Linked DNA regions of Homo sapiens: region 1 is linked to region 2. A link is a contact called in ENCODE Hi-C data. All regions are on one chromosome and are shown on one strand. Each heading gives the region's core, a stretch centred on a gene start or an enhancer-like site at or near the end of the contact. The rest is flanking DNA. Distances are from core to core; before and after follow the strand shown. Region 1 holds the start of GPR15LG (G protein-coupled receptor 15 ligand). Region 2 holds the start of LINC02650 (long intergenic non-protein coding RNA 2650).

Region 1 (6,704 bases), core at 3,910-6,409, 500 kb before region 2:
GTCTCAGTTTCCCAATCTATATAATGGTGACGAGACCTCCCCACGGTGGTCTCAAGGATTTAAATGAGATCACATGGCAAGGACCCAATACATATGTTTGTTTTGCTCTTCTTGTTCTAAGTTGTTCATAAATTTCAACAATGGAATTTTAAAAATATACACACAGAAAGAAATCCAGTCTCAGCACAGAAGCCACACACCTAGATTTATTCTCCAGAAGTAACAAAACTGAAAAAACGGATGCACGTGTACTTGCACGGGAGTTAACATGGCCACGTCTCCTATGCACTGTGTGTGCTTGGGTGTATATCTGTCCATCTGTGTGTGTAGTGTGTGTGTGCTGTGTGTAGCATAGGAGTGTAGTGTGTGTAGTTGTGTAGTGTGTGTGTGTAATTGCTTGTCCATGTGTAGTGTCTGTGAGTGTATTGTGGTGTGTGTCTGTGTGTGCATGTATTTGTGTGTGTGTCTGTGTGTATAGTTGTGTAGTGTTGTGTATTTGTGTGTATGTATTTATGTGTGTTTGTGTGTATAGTTGTGTGGTATGTGTTTGTGTGTAGATGTACTTGTGTATGTGTCTGTGTCTGGTATACGTGTGTGTGCTGTGTGCATGTGTCTATGTGTGTATGATTGTGTGTAGTGTGTATGTGCATGTAGTGTGTTTGTGTGTATAGTGTGTGTCTGTTTGTGTAGTTGTGTAGTGTGTATGTGTCCGTGTGTTTGTATGTATAGTGCGTGGTGTGTGTGTGTAGAGTGCATGTAGTATGTGTCTGTGTGTGTAGTTGTGTGGTGTGTGTTTGTGCTGTGTATATGTGTCTAGGTGTGTATCACTATACCGTGTGTTGTGTGTATATGCTGTGTTTCTGTGTGTAGTTGTGTAGCGTGTATGTGTCTGTGTGTCTGTAGTGTGTGGTGTGAGTCTGTGTGCGCATGTATTTGTGTGTGTCTGTGTGTGTGGTTGTGTGGTGTGTATCTACTTATGTGTGTAGGTATTTGTGTTTATGTGTTTTGGTTTGTTGTGTGTGTGTCTGTGGTGGGGGCTCACACACCCCCTCAACTTCCTGCCTCTGAGCAGTTGGTGCAGGAGAGGGGAAGTGGAGGGGGAGGGTGTGAGCTCTTGGGGCTCGCCTCCACCTCTCTCTGGAAGGTTTTCACCTTCTTTCACAGAACCAGGGGCCTGGGGGAGCAGAGCCACAGCCTGCGCTCACCCTGCATCCTGCCTGGGCTGGCACCTCACACTGGTTCAGCAAGAGGTGTGTGAGAGCTGGTTATTTTTATCCTGGCCGGCTGGGTGTGATGCCAGTTTGGAAGAAAGGGCTGTCAGCATCTCCGGGAGAAGGTCTGCGGCTGGAGTCATGCTGTCTTGCTTCCTCCCTCTATCCCTCTCCTGCATCACAGCTGAGCATCCCCTTGGTAGCTGGGAAAGGCATGGAGGCTCCGGCGCTGGTCATGGACCCCATGGGCCATGGCCGCAGAGGAGCAAGTGGGGCCGGGACCTCCTCAGCCTCTTGAGAGTGGGCACTGGGGCTGCAGAGTTCAGGCAGGAGCCCCAGGTTGGTGTCAGGCTGTCTGACTCAGGGTCCACAGTCTCCCCTTGGGGATCTGCCTGCCCTACCCAAGCTCCAGCAGCCTGACCCTTCCACCTGGGCTGGGCAACTCCAGTGAATATCTGCTCTGGGCCTGCAGCCCCTGTGCAGGGAACTGGGTGCCCGCAGCCCTCCTGAGCTTGGGCCTGTCCGCCACAGGCCTCCCAGTGTCCCCAGGCCTCAGGGAGAGGGCAGCCTTGCTCTTCTGGGCCTCGTTCTGGTCATGCAGCCTGGATGCTGCCTGCTGGCATCTCTGGGGCTGCCTTATCTCCTGCCAAGCTATGGCTCTCTGGACCCTCAGGCCCACTCCCCTGCTGGTGACCTGCATGCTGATCTGTGCCCCAGGTCCACAGGGTTCACAGGCAGCTTTGGTCCTTAGCTTCTGGGAGTACCTCTCAAGCCCTGCTACCATCTGTCTTCCATACCCCACTCTTGCCCTTCACCCTTGCTGCCTCCTCTGCCTGCATCCCCCACCTCCACAGTCCTCAGCCAGGCTCCTGGCTCATAAATGAGCCAGGTCTCATAAATGTCACCTCCTCAGACACCTCCCACCTAAAGTAAGTGTGTTTCCACACAACATCTTCTAATTGCATCCTGCTTTTTTTCCATGGCAGAATGTATTCAGTTTAAAATGATTAATTTGTTGACTTTTGGGGGGGAGTCAACAAATTAATCAACAAAACAAAGATGTCCTCCCAGCCAGAGCCTGATGCCAGCCATGGGTGGGGGCTGATCAGTGTGTGTGGCTGGTCCCATGGCCACTGTAGAACTTCTGCCCCACAGTCTGGACGAGGTGGGGGTACTTACCTTTCAGGTTTGTTGAGTTGGGGCTAGGGACTCGGTGGCAGCAGAGCCTGGTTCTCCTGCCTGACCAGGCCTTGGCAGGACGCCTCTTCCCTGAGGGTGGACACAAAGGAAGAGAGACTGTCTTTAGTGGGCTTGTCTGTGAGTGAGCTTCCCCTTCCAAGGCACAGGGCTCAGGAATATTTATCCAGAGAAACTCAGGATGAGCCAGGCTACGAGAGGTCCTAGGGAAAGAGTGGGCCTTGTTGTGATTTACTTTTCAGAAATAACAATGTTGGGAGACACATGGCCCCAAAACACATCCTTTTCAGATTCCTGTCCAATAAGTAGTTTCTTTGACATAATAATTCTCCCCTTGGCAATCTAGCCTAAGAAAATAAGCCTGAGCTGGGTGTGGTGGCTCATGCCTGTAATCCTAGCTCTTTGGGAGGCTGAGGTGGGCGGATCACTTGAGGTCGAGTGTTCGAGACCAGCCTGACCAACATGGAGAAACCCCATCTCTACTAAAAATACAAAATCAGCCTGGCATGTTGGTGCATGCCTGTAATCCCAGCTACTCAGGAGGTTGAGGCAGGAGAATCACTTGAACCCGGGAGGCGGAGGTTGTGGTGAGCCAAGAGCATGCCATTACACTCCAGCCTGGACAACAAGAGCAAAAACTTCGTCTCAAAAAAATAAAAAAAAGAAAAAAAGAAAAAAAGCCTGAATAAAGGACATACTTTATGTACATATATACCTTTTACCACATAATTAAAATGTGCAAAGTAGGCCAGGTGTGGTGGCTCATGCCTGTGATCCTAGCACTCTGGGAGGCCAAGGTGGGAGGATGGCTTGAGTCCAGAAGTTCAAGACCAGCCTGGGCAACTTAGAGAGACCTCGTCTCTGCAAAAAATTTTAAAAATTAGCAGGGCATTGTGGTGCGCACCTGTTTTCCCAGCTACTGGAAAACCTGAGGTGCGAGTATTGCTTGAGCCCTGGAAGTCAAGCCTGCACTGAGCCGTGGTCATGCCACTGCACTCCGACCTGGGCAAGAGAGCAAGATCTTGCTTCAAAAAAGGAAAAGCACACAATTGTGAACTATCTAAATGTCTAAGCATGTAAATTCATCATAGTACGTTCACTTGTAGCAAGTTATACCTGAAAATATTAGTTGATTAATGCTACTTCAAGAGTTTGCTACAGATAGTCCTAAATGGATAGGAAACTTTATGGGGGAAGGTATCTATCCTCATTTAATTGTCACTAGGGTATCACTGGCAACCTCCAACATGTCCAAAAATAGAGGTCTGATAAATTGCATGTCACGGGCTGTGTTTATGAGGAATTCTAATCACTGTTTTCCTTATTATATATGTGGCACATTTTCATCGCAGAAACTTTGTAAAACAAACACTTGTTATAATCCCACTACTCAGAGATGGCTGCTGCTGACACTGGGTTGTAAATGCTTCCAGAATATCTTCAATCATAAGCATTTTGGGTGATTATAACAATATATATAGTGATAAATAAAAAAGATATAACCTTGAACATATAGGTACATCAATTAATTTTTAAAAATTCTACATGCAAGGAAATAAACAAAATGTTGAACATGGCTACTCTTGAATCATGGAATTGAGTGTTTTTCTTCTCTTTATATATTTCTATAGCTCCAGCTCCCCCCACCCAAAAGTTTGAGTAACCATAACCACTAAAACAAAAAATAAATGTAGGCAGTTTCTAGAGGGTTAGACAAGAGAAAAATGGATTGAAACACTCAGCTATCTGAATCAAGAAAGGCAGCCAGGCATGGTGGCTCACGCCTGTAATCCCAGCACTTTGGGAGGCCGAGGTGGGAGGATTACGAGGTTAGGAGTTCAAGACCAGCCTGGCCAAGATGGTGAAACCTGTCTGTACTAAAAATACAAAAATTAGCTGGGCTTGGTGGTGGGCACCTGTAATCTCAGCTACTTGGGAGGCTGAGGCAGAGAATTGCTTGAACCCAGGAGGCGGAGATTGCAGTGAGCTGAGATAGCGCCACTGCACTCCAGCCTGGGTGACAGAGCAAGACTCCATCTCAAAAAAAAAAAAAAAAAGAAAAAAGAAAAAAGGGCAAGAGAGCTAAATATTCATATCTATAGAGGTAAAAAGATGGTGTCCCCTTCTAAACATGCATAAACATACCCCACCTCCCTACCACACACACCTTCATTTCAGCTGCTCATGGATATTTTCTGGGCATGAGGTTTTGGGATGTTCAGACTTAGATGGTCTACTAATTAATGTATTCATTTGCCCAACACTAATTTACTCTGTTCCAAGCATGACACAAGTACAAGAGAATGGCTCCAGAAATTCTAGATAGGTAGGACTTAAGCACAGTAATCTAGCTGAGAGGTTGTATGTGTGTTTGCATGGCGAACACACCACTTTACTTAGGCTGGGTATGTATTTGGGGGTGCAGGGGCTGTGAATGGAACCCCCAAGCCACCTGCAGGCAGTCCTGAGCCCCAAACCTATAGGTTCAGGAGAAAGAGCCCATCTTTCCGGGGCTCAGGACTGCCTGCCAAGGCCTGCCCGCCAAGGCCTGCCCTCCAACAAATCCTGATCAGAGTCTTCCCAGATGCTGAAATCCTGCTCAGGGATCTGCACCCTGGGGGCTGCCCTACCTTCTGTGGAGAAGATGGAGAAGCAGAGAAGCAGGATACAGAGCAGGCTGGAAAGGACTAGAAGCCTCATGGTGAGAAGGCAGATTTTCACGTCCTGGGAAGGGAGCTGTGCTGCAGAAGTCCTCCCTTGGGGCCACCTTGGACATTTATAGAGTCATAGAGAGGTGTTTCCCAATGGGCAGAGCCCTAGTAGCCTTGCAATTCTCCTAAAGGGTAAAGTCAGCCCCTCCCAAGAGGAAAACCAGCCTTTCAAGATGCATTTAGTAACCTGTAACACAGAAAGCTGTAAATGCCCAGCCCAGAGAGGTTTCAGAACTGGCTTCAGTGGTGAGAGCAGGAACCAACTGCCCAGGAAGAGCCACTGTCTAGAGTTGAACGTTAACTTTTAGTGTCAGTAATAATCCTATCAAATGCAGCTCTTCCTGCTCATTCCTCAGCTGTGTCTGGAAAAAGGATCATAAAACCCTTGCAGGTTCTGATCCAAGGATGAGTCTTGAGTAACCAATGAGATGTAGAGAGCACAGGTCCTGGAGTCAGATGACCTGGGTTTGAGTCCTGGTTCTGCCACTTAGCAGTGTGACATCAAACTTGTCCTTGAATGTCTTTGAGTCGGCTTCCCATCTGTGAAATGGGCACAGGACTATCTCTCTCACAAGCCTGTATTGAGGCATGTATGAGAAGCCATCTGCACCAAGGTGCTCACACAGCTCTTAAAGGAGGTGGGGCCACAGGTGGACTTTGATGTTTAAGACAGTGATGAAATGAGAAGACACTTCAAGTACAGGGTCACCCTGAACAAGGCCTGGAAGAGAGGAGCCTCTGCCCAGGGCAGGCATGGGGGAAAGTCTGACCACAGGTGCAGGAGGCTCAGATGCCACCCATTCACTGGACACGTGACCTGGGCTGAGCCATGCGCTTGGCTCCAGGGACACAGAAGACACTGTGCCTCGCCTCAAGGAGCTCCTGTTGGTGGAGGAAGCTGTGCAGACAAGTGACTGTCTCACAGCATTGTAAGTGCTGTCTATACTGAAGGAAGGGGACGTAGGTTGCTCAGTCAGAAGGTGGGGGAGGGAGGGGACACTCTGCAGAGATGGAATAAGATTGGGTCGGAGATGGCCTGGCATGGTAGGCCAGGTCATGGTGGGCTTCCTGGACCAGCAGAGGAATCAGACTGGCAAAAGGGAGGCCGGGGGATCCTTCAGCCGGGTAGAGACTGATGACAGGAATGCTTTGGGCTCCTTTTCCATCAGAGTGGGTCTGAGTTCCCTTTAATAATGGTGCATGGGTGCCTGAACACTTGCTAGGCTCTGGCCTCAGATGGTGTCAGAGGGTTCAGAGCCCCTGGGCCTATGAGAGGTGGTGGGTAGGAGGAATATTTTTCGGAAGAAATTAGGATGTTTCCCATGCACCCTGATGAGCCTCTGCCTGGGCTGCTCTCAAACCTCCACTCCCAAACTGAGGGAAGAGAGATACCCTCTCATATTGTTTTATATTGTTTTATACTCAGTACCTCTTTTAAGAAAAAACAAGGAAGTAAAACCAAAGACAGGCAGCCCGGCGCCAGGCCTGAAACCAGGCCTGGGCCTGCCTGGACTAAACCCAGTAGTTAAAAATCAACTCATAACTTAAAAACCAATGTTATTCATAGATTCCAGACATTGTATAG
Region 2 (6,668 bases), core at 3,453-5,952:
AAAAAACCAAAAGCTTTGGTGTGTATATTCACAATAGAATACTACTCAATCTTCGAAAAGAAGGAAGTCCTACCATTTGTGACAACACAGATGAACCCAGAAGACGTTAAGTGAAATAAGTTAGACACAGAAAGACAAATACTGCATGATATCACTTACATGGGGAATGTAAAAAAGCTGAACTCATAGGAACAGTAAACCAGTGGTTATCAGGGGTCGAGGAGTGATGTTGGTCAAAGAGTACAAACTTTCAGTTCTAAGATAAATAAATTCTGGAGACTTAATGTATAGCATGGTGACTATAGTTAATAATAATGTTTTGTATACTTGAAATTTACTAAGAGAGTAGCTCTTGAGTATTCTCATCACACATGCAAAAATTGGTAACTATGTGAGGTGATAGATATGTTAATTAGCTCAATTGTGGAAATCATTTCACAGTGTGTATATATATATATATCAAAACATCGCATTGTACACCTCAAATATGCACACTTTTTATTTGTCAATTATACCTTAGTAAAGCTAAAAAAAAAGAAAAAATGCCAAAGATATCTGGACAGAAAGGGAGGGATCGATACCTCATGATGGTGTGGGAGAAAAGCAATGTTTCTGGATGTTGCTGCCTTCTATAAACTGAATCAATTCAATAAGCAAGTTTAGTTAAAGGAAAAAGGGCGTTTACCTTTTTTTTCCTGAGGGTAAAATCAGGGAGAATCTGTTTTAAAGGAAGGAAGAAAAGGATATCTGGTTGGAAATAGAAAAGAGATTGAGAAAAGAGACAAAAATACAGGGAAATGTGAATTTGTGTTTGAGTCTCTGGAGTGAGGCACTTGCTCATTTGCAGGGGGCCTGGTGTTGCAGGGAGGATGTTGTCTGCATCTGACATGCCCAGACCTCACATCGCAGGTGTGACTCCAACCCTTGCCCACTGCATATACAAAATTTCATACCCAAGCACCTTCACAAGGCTCACCCTTCCTTCTCTGCAGTTTTGAAGACATTTGCATGAAAGCACAGACTCTGCCTCCTGCAGCTTTCTCACCACCCGAAGTCACAGTATAGTGGTAGCCATAGCAACACTTTCGGTATTGCTAACCTGGGGTTACAAACTCTGAGGTAGGAAACAGGATACAGACACATATTGAATAAAAAAAAAAACTATGGAAAAAATGACTTCAAAAGTAACGTTTCCTCAACGCCAGACCCCACTAGATTGTAAATCAGCAGCAAGGGAGAAGAGACGCGGGAACAGTGCTTATCAAGTATCTCCTGTGCTTCAGCACCAGGGGCTTGCCTAGATTTTTAATAATGAGTAGTAGTTCTGAAAATAATCCAGTGAAGAAGGTATGCTTACCAAACCTCATCACTTATGCACAAATAAAGGTAACAAGTTGTCAGGTGACTTGCTCAGGTGTACAAGTCTGGGCAGTGGTGAAGTAGGAATTTGTACCAGCTCTGACAGATTGTCTGCACCGTAAAAGTTTGGTCTCCAGACTGTGAACACTTTTCTGATGGCATTTTGTTTCGTTAACTGCTATTCCTCTATTCTGCAGTGTAGTCCTCCCTCACTGAGCCTTTTGTCTGTGCCTGCCTGCTTCCTTCTCAAGAACCTCGTCTGGAAAACTCACCTCATGGCCATTTTGCTTCAATGCCATGGAGGAAATCAAAGGCCCTTACTTTGTCCTGCAATGACTATCTAAAGCGTCTTCATCCAACAAGCACATTAAAAAAATTTCAACTCATCCCTTATATATGCAGAAAAAACATGGGGGTTGAGATGTTAAGCCAGAAGTTAAAAGTTAAGAGATCAGATTTAAAATTATTGAATTTTGGCTTAAACTTAGGAAGAGTTGAATGCATTACAGAGAAGTGAGAAAGATCAAAGGACACAAAAACATGGGGATACGTAGTGACCCTCATCTCCTCTTCCTGTTTCTCATCAAAATAGTGAATTTCTGTACTTGGAGACCTCTCAAATGAAATTCTGTTCAAGGTGGGACTTTAATCTTCTCTTTTTGTTGTTCTATATTTCTTTAAGTGTTTATGATCGTGATACACTATCTTTATAATTGTAGAAAAAAGTTATATTTAAAAAGAACAAAATGTTAAATTTCTAATAAAATTGGGCACACACACACACACACACACGTAAATGCTTAGCAAACCAGCCCCATGATTGGTTTCAGTTTAAATAAGCAGCAGAGAGGGCTTTACTGGCATTTTTAATTAGTTATCCCTGAGATCCTTATCAACATTGGACAGGTCGACATGATTTCAATGTGATTTATTTTCAAGACATGTAGCGAGGAAGGCTAACTCTGGAACTTGGCACATTCAAGATTTTCTTCACCCATGGGACCCTCTGTGGGGCAGCTGAGATTTCTCCATTCATCACTTCATAACACCTGTTCCTATGCAGAACAAAGCTTGGGACTGATGGTACTTCCTGCTTCTAGGGCCCTTGGCAGCTCCAATCAGAACATCATCTGCAATATGCAGGTGACAATATGGAGTTCTAGCAGAGGAATTAAAAAACGCATTCAGTATACACTGCTTCCGTTTACCATGTCTGTGCTTCTCCGTGCTCTAAAGTCAAATTGCCAAAATACTAGGCCCTGTTTTCCCTATCCTTATGAAACAAGGGACTGTGGCACTGATGATACTTTTCTATGCCTGTTTAAGGAAGGTGACTGAACAACTAATATGGAAAGCAGGATATCTTTCATAAGAAGCAATAAGGAAATACACTCAGTTATTTTCAGTTCTGTTTGATGTCAGCTATTGCTTCTAACTTTGAAACTCTAGCTTCTCAATGTTTCAGCTTTTTCCCTTCCATTCTCTGTCCATGTCATTTTTATCCTTCCTCGTTATCTTGATAATGAGTTTATGTAAAAATTAAAGTCATAAACAAGAATTTAAAGAAAAAATATCTAAACCCATTGCACATTTGTCTTCATTGGCTCTGTGGGCCCCTCCAGAGTTTTCTCAGGTGTCTGGGGACTTAATTCTTCCTCAGATTTGCAGAGCCCCACAGTGTTTGCAAATAACATTGGCCCAGTGGAACTGCAGCCTGGAGACTATAATGCTTTGCCTAACTTCCTTAGTCAGCACCTGCTCTGTGTCCATCCACACTGGATATGATGATGCGTTCCATTTTACCTAAAGTAAACATGGTTTAGTGAATTTCTCTCTATTTTAGAGTCTGTGGAATCAAAGAATACTAAGGAAGTGTCTGGAGAAAACTATTCCAAGGTGAGAGACCCACAGCTGGAGTCCAGTTCCAGTGGTAAGACAAGAACATGAGAGGAAGACGGAGTACAGGTTGGAAATCAGGGGAAAACCCAGATGCTGCTTGGGCCTGTTTCCCACAGTGGGGGCTTTGGGGACAACACACACAGAACAATTGATGTGTACAGTAACAGCAATTTCCACAAACATTCTGCAATCCCTTTGTTCCCCAGGCAGAAGAACATAGGAATAGTCAGACATGCTGTCTCCCTCGAGGAGCTTATGCTGTTATCAGTTTATGGCATCTCAGCTTCTAATTCACTCTTTTAGCTTGTTCTATGAAAGTGGATCTGGGGCCTTTAAATATTTTTTCTCTACTAGCAAACACAATGCTAAATTTTGATAGTAGCGAGTGCTTGAGAGAAATTTCAGAAGAAAGGAAAGAGTTTTGCTTCCTGCTTCCAGTGTGCTCCTTGTGCAGACTCCTGCTGAATTATGTGGTTTCTCTAGGTCGAGCTCCTGTCACACACAGGACTTCCCCAGCAGGGCCTGCACTTTCTCTGGTGTCCAGGTTCTGCAGTGCACAGCAGCCAGCAACTCCTGGTGGCCAGCAGCTGCCTCCAACGACCTCCTCAAGCGGTTTTGTAGCAGAGTGCTTCTGATGAGACATTTCTCTGTGAACAGCTTTCTAGCAATTTCTGTAATTCCAGCAAGTCCTTTGGGTGTGTCAACAAAGAGAACTTGCTGTCCTTCAGTGAACTATGGCCATGCATCCCCAGCAAAAGAAGCAATAAGGTACTCTAATTCTTTGCCATCTCTGCTTTTAAGATAAAAACCAGGCACTTGAGTTGTTTCATTTAAAAAAAAATGAAAATTTTTTTTTAAAAAAATCAAAATTTAAATGAAGGAAAATATATTAAAAATTAATGTCATTTTTCCATCTTGGAATCAAGACATGGCACTTCCTTCTTGGGGAAAAAATAGATGTGTGGAAGAGAACAGAATTGTAGAACATCTGAGCTAAAAGGAAGCTTTGAGATCATTTATTCCAGTGACTTTATTTTGTAATAAGAAACTGGAATGAAGTGGCTTATACAAGGGCACACCGTGGAGAAGGTCAAGTCCTCCAGACTCATCACAGTGCTCTTTGGGTGGTTATATAAAACTCCTAGGTGTTTCTAATATGCACCCGGGATTAGAAACCATAGGCCTAGGTGGAAAAATGAAACCACATATACAAGTGCACAGAAGAGGGAATGTTCACAGGATTCCATGTATCTCATTAAGTCTAGTGTCCAATTTCTTTGGGTTTTAAAAAAAAATCCACCTTTCTTGGGCTTCACAGACCAGGAGATACTCACATGGAATGAGGCTGTAGTCATGGTAATAAACAGTATTGTTTGGTAACTACCCTTTTAGCAAAATCACTGAAACTCTGGCCCCCAGATTCCTCCTCCTGTTTGTGAGCTCCTAAGGTGACCCTTTGGCTCCTGAGCAACCATGACACCCTTGGCTACACCAAAGCTCATTGTAAGGCCCATGATCATTCTTTCTTGGCCTTACCTGTGGCTTCTGTATGGCTTCCTGGTTCAGCACATGGTTATTTTTCCAGCAAGTCTTGATTCTACTTCAGTAGTCTCTATGCTGAATTTTTTAGTAAAATTTAAAATGTACATTTGGATTAACATATGGTGGCCAGTATTTTACCAGGCCAAGATGAGATCTTGAGAAAGAAACACTATTTAATATTATCTTTTCACAAAAGAAAGAATATTCAAACTCCAGAATATAGAAAGGAGGAGATATTTACATGAAGAACATATTTTTAAATTTAATAAATTTTTTTATATAAAATTAACTACAGAATTTTTTTTCTCATTTCTAGGAAAATCATTACAGATGGACTCCATGAACCAGTGTTTAGAAAGCGCTGCTATATGTTTTTAGGAATACATAGGGAATTTGGTAGGAAGATTACGTAAGTACACCTGCGCCATAGTACTTTATCATCCACACCCTTCTGATCCTCAGCCAGGTCGGGTGAGGGTCTCCCAAAAGCAAGAGAATTCCATACACTCCTGTCAATGTTAAGGATAATAAGGATTTCTCAGTTTACTAGGACATGTTTTAGTTTCATTCTTTGGTTGTGAGAAAGAAGTCATCTGCATTTTTTTCCCAAAAGAGGATGTTGATTTTAAGGAAACATGTGGGCTAAAACTAAAATTGATCTAGGAATCAGAAACTCTGTTTATTTCTTGGGCCCTTACTCATGATCTTTGTACTAAAAAAAGTAAACAAAAAAAATTTTAGCATGAAAATAAAAATAAAATATGTTTACCTGAAATGTTTGCTATAGAAGGGGTCCATCCATCAGATGAACTGGGCTTTCAGAATAAAAAGTACACTGTTATTCCAATGAAAAAGAAAGTTATAAATGGCCTAATCATTGGTAGAAAAATAGAAGTTGTGACTTATAATTATAATTATTATATCTATAAGGATTGTTATGTATTATATTTCTGATTAGGGAATCAGAAATATATAGGAAAGGGGCTCAAGACACTATTTATTTGGGGGGATAGTATTAGATAGCGTGTTCTTGTATTTTGAGGTTTATTCCTGAATTCAAAGTATATTTTTTACGATTACACTAAATAATAAACATATTCATATGGAAGAGGGCAAGGTGTCAGTCTTGTATTTTCATATGTTTGTTGATCTCCCTACATGTGAACTAATTCTTTCAAAATTTTTTACTTCAAATTTCTGGAAGAAAACTGTGATTAACCATACTTACTTCTTCATGTCAAGTCAAAAATCACCATCCAGGCTTTATTTTACTACTTTTACATGAAGTGCTCATCTTTGGTTCAAATAGCTATAAAAAGTGAAGGACATGGGTTACATAGTAAAAGAAAGGCCATCTACGGGCTGAAGGACTGGTAGATTCCTTAGAAGCGGGTGTGATGAGGAAAGTAGCTTAAATACTATAGTCCAGTACAATGGTCTTAGCCTTTGTTTTCAGCCATTGGCCTAAACTCATTCAGTCGTTAAGTATTCATGAAATCCATTATACCCTTAAGCAAATAAAAAATCTGTTAACCTACACTTCAGTCTGCCTCAGGCATATTCGGAGTCTCATGGGGGTATCTGTGAAGAAGACGAGCACAAGAAAGCCTAAGTTCAGTACACACAGTAGGACTGAATCAGGTATGCTTGACAGATTACGTCAGAAAGACTTTTAACTAATCAATTTCCTTAAAGCAATTTTGATTAACCTAGGCTAATCAAGGTAGTGAATGGTAAATGAAGACATAAATAACCTCAGTAAATGAGATTTTCAAAGAATATGTAAATTGAGAAGGATGTGCTAATGATGTGATGTCGTTCATTCATGTGTCAGTAGTTGTTGAAAATATACTTTTATGCTTTTTAAA

The links. Hi-C counts contacts between places; a loop is a spot of excess contacts on that map. Pooled maps may share reads with other maps.
Region 1: a map with no recorded cell type shows a loop between it and region 2 (4-fold over the local background). The contact joins the promoter of GPR15LG here to the promoter of LINC02650 in region 2. A Hi-C loop is called at or near these places in 6 of 37 single-sample maps with no recorded cell type and 4 of 50 pooled maps.

What each region holds. Positions count from the first base shown.
Region 1 is chr10:84,172,256-84,178,959 of GRCh38, reverse strand. GPR15LG (G protein-coupled receptor 15 ligand) reads right to left here and starts at 5,159. Exons shown (of 3, transcript NM_207373.3): 1 at 5,039-5,159; 2 at 2,391-2,480. The coding sequence starts at 5,108. RefSeq lists enhancers at 1,632-2,133, 5,640-5,689, 6,510-6,704.
Region 2 is chr10:83,675,123-83,681,790 of GRCh38, reverse strand. It overlaps LINC02650 (long intergenic non-protein coding RNA 2650), which reads left to right and starts at 4,702. Exons shown (of 5, transcript NR_134317.1): 1 at 4,702-4,761; 2 at 5,117-5,209; 3 at 6,346-6,441.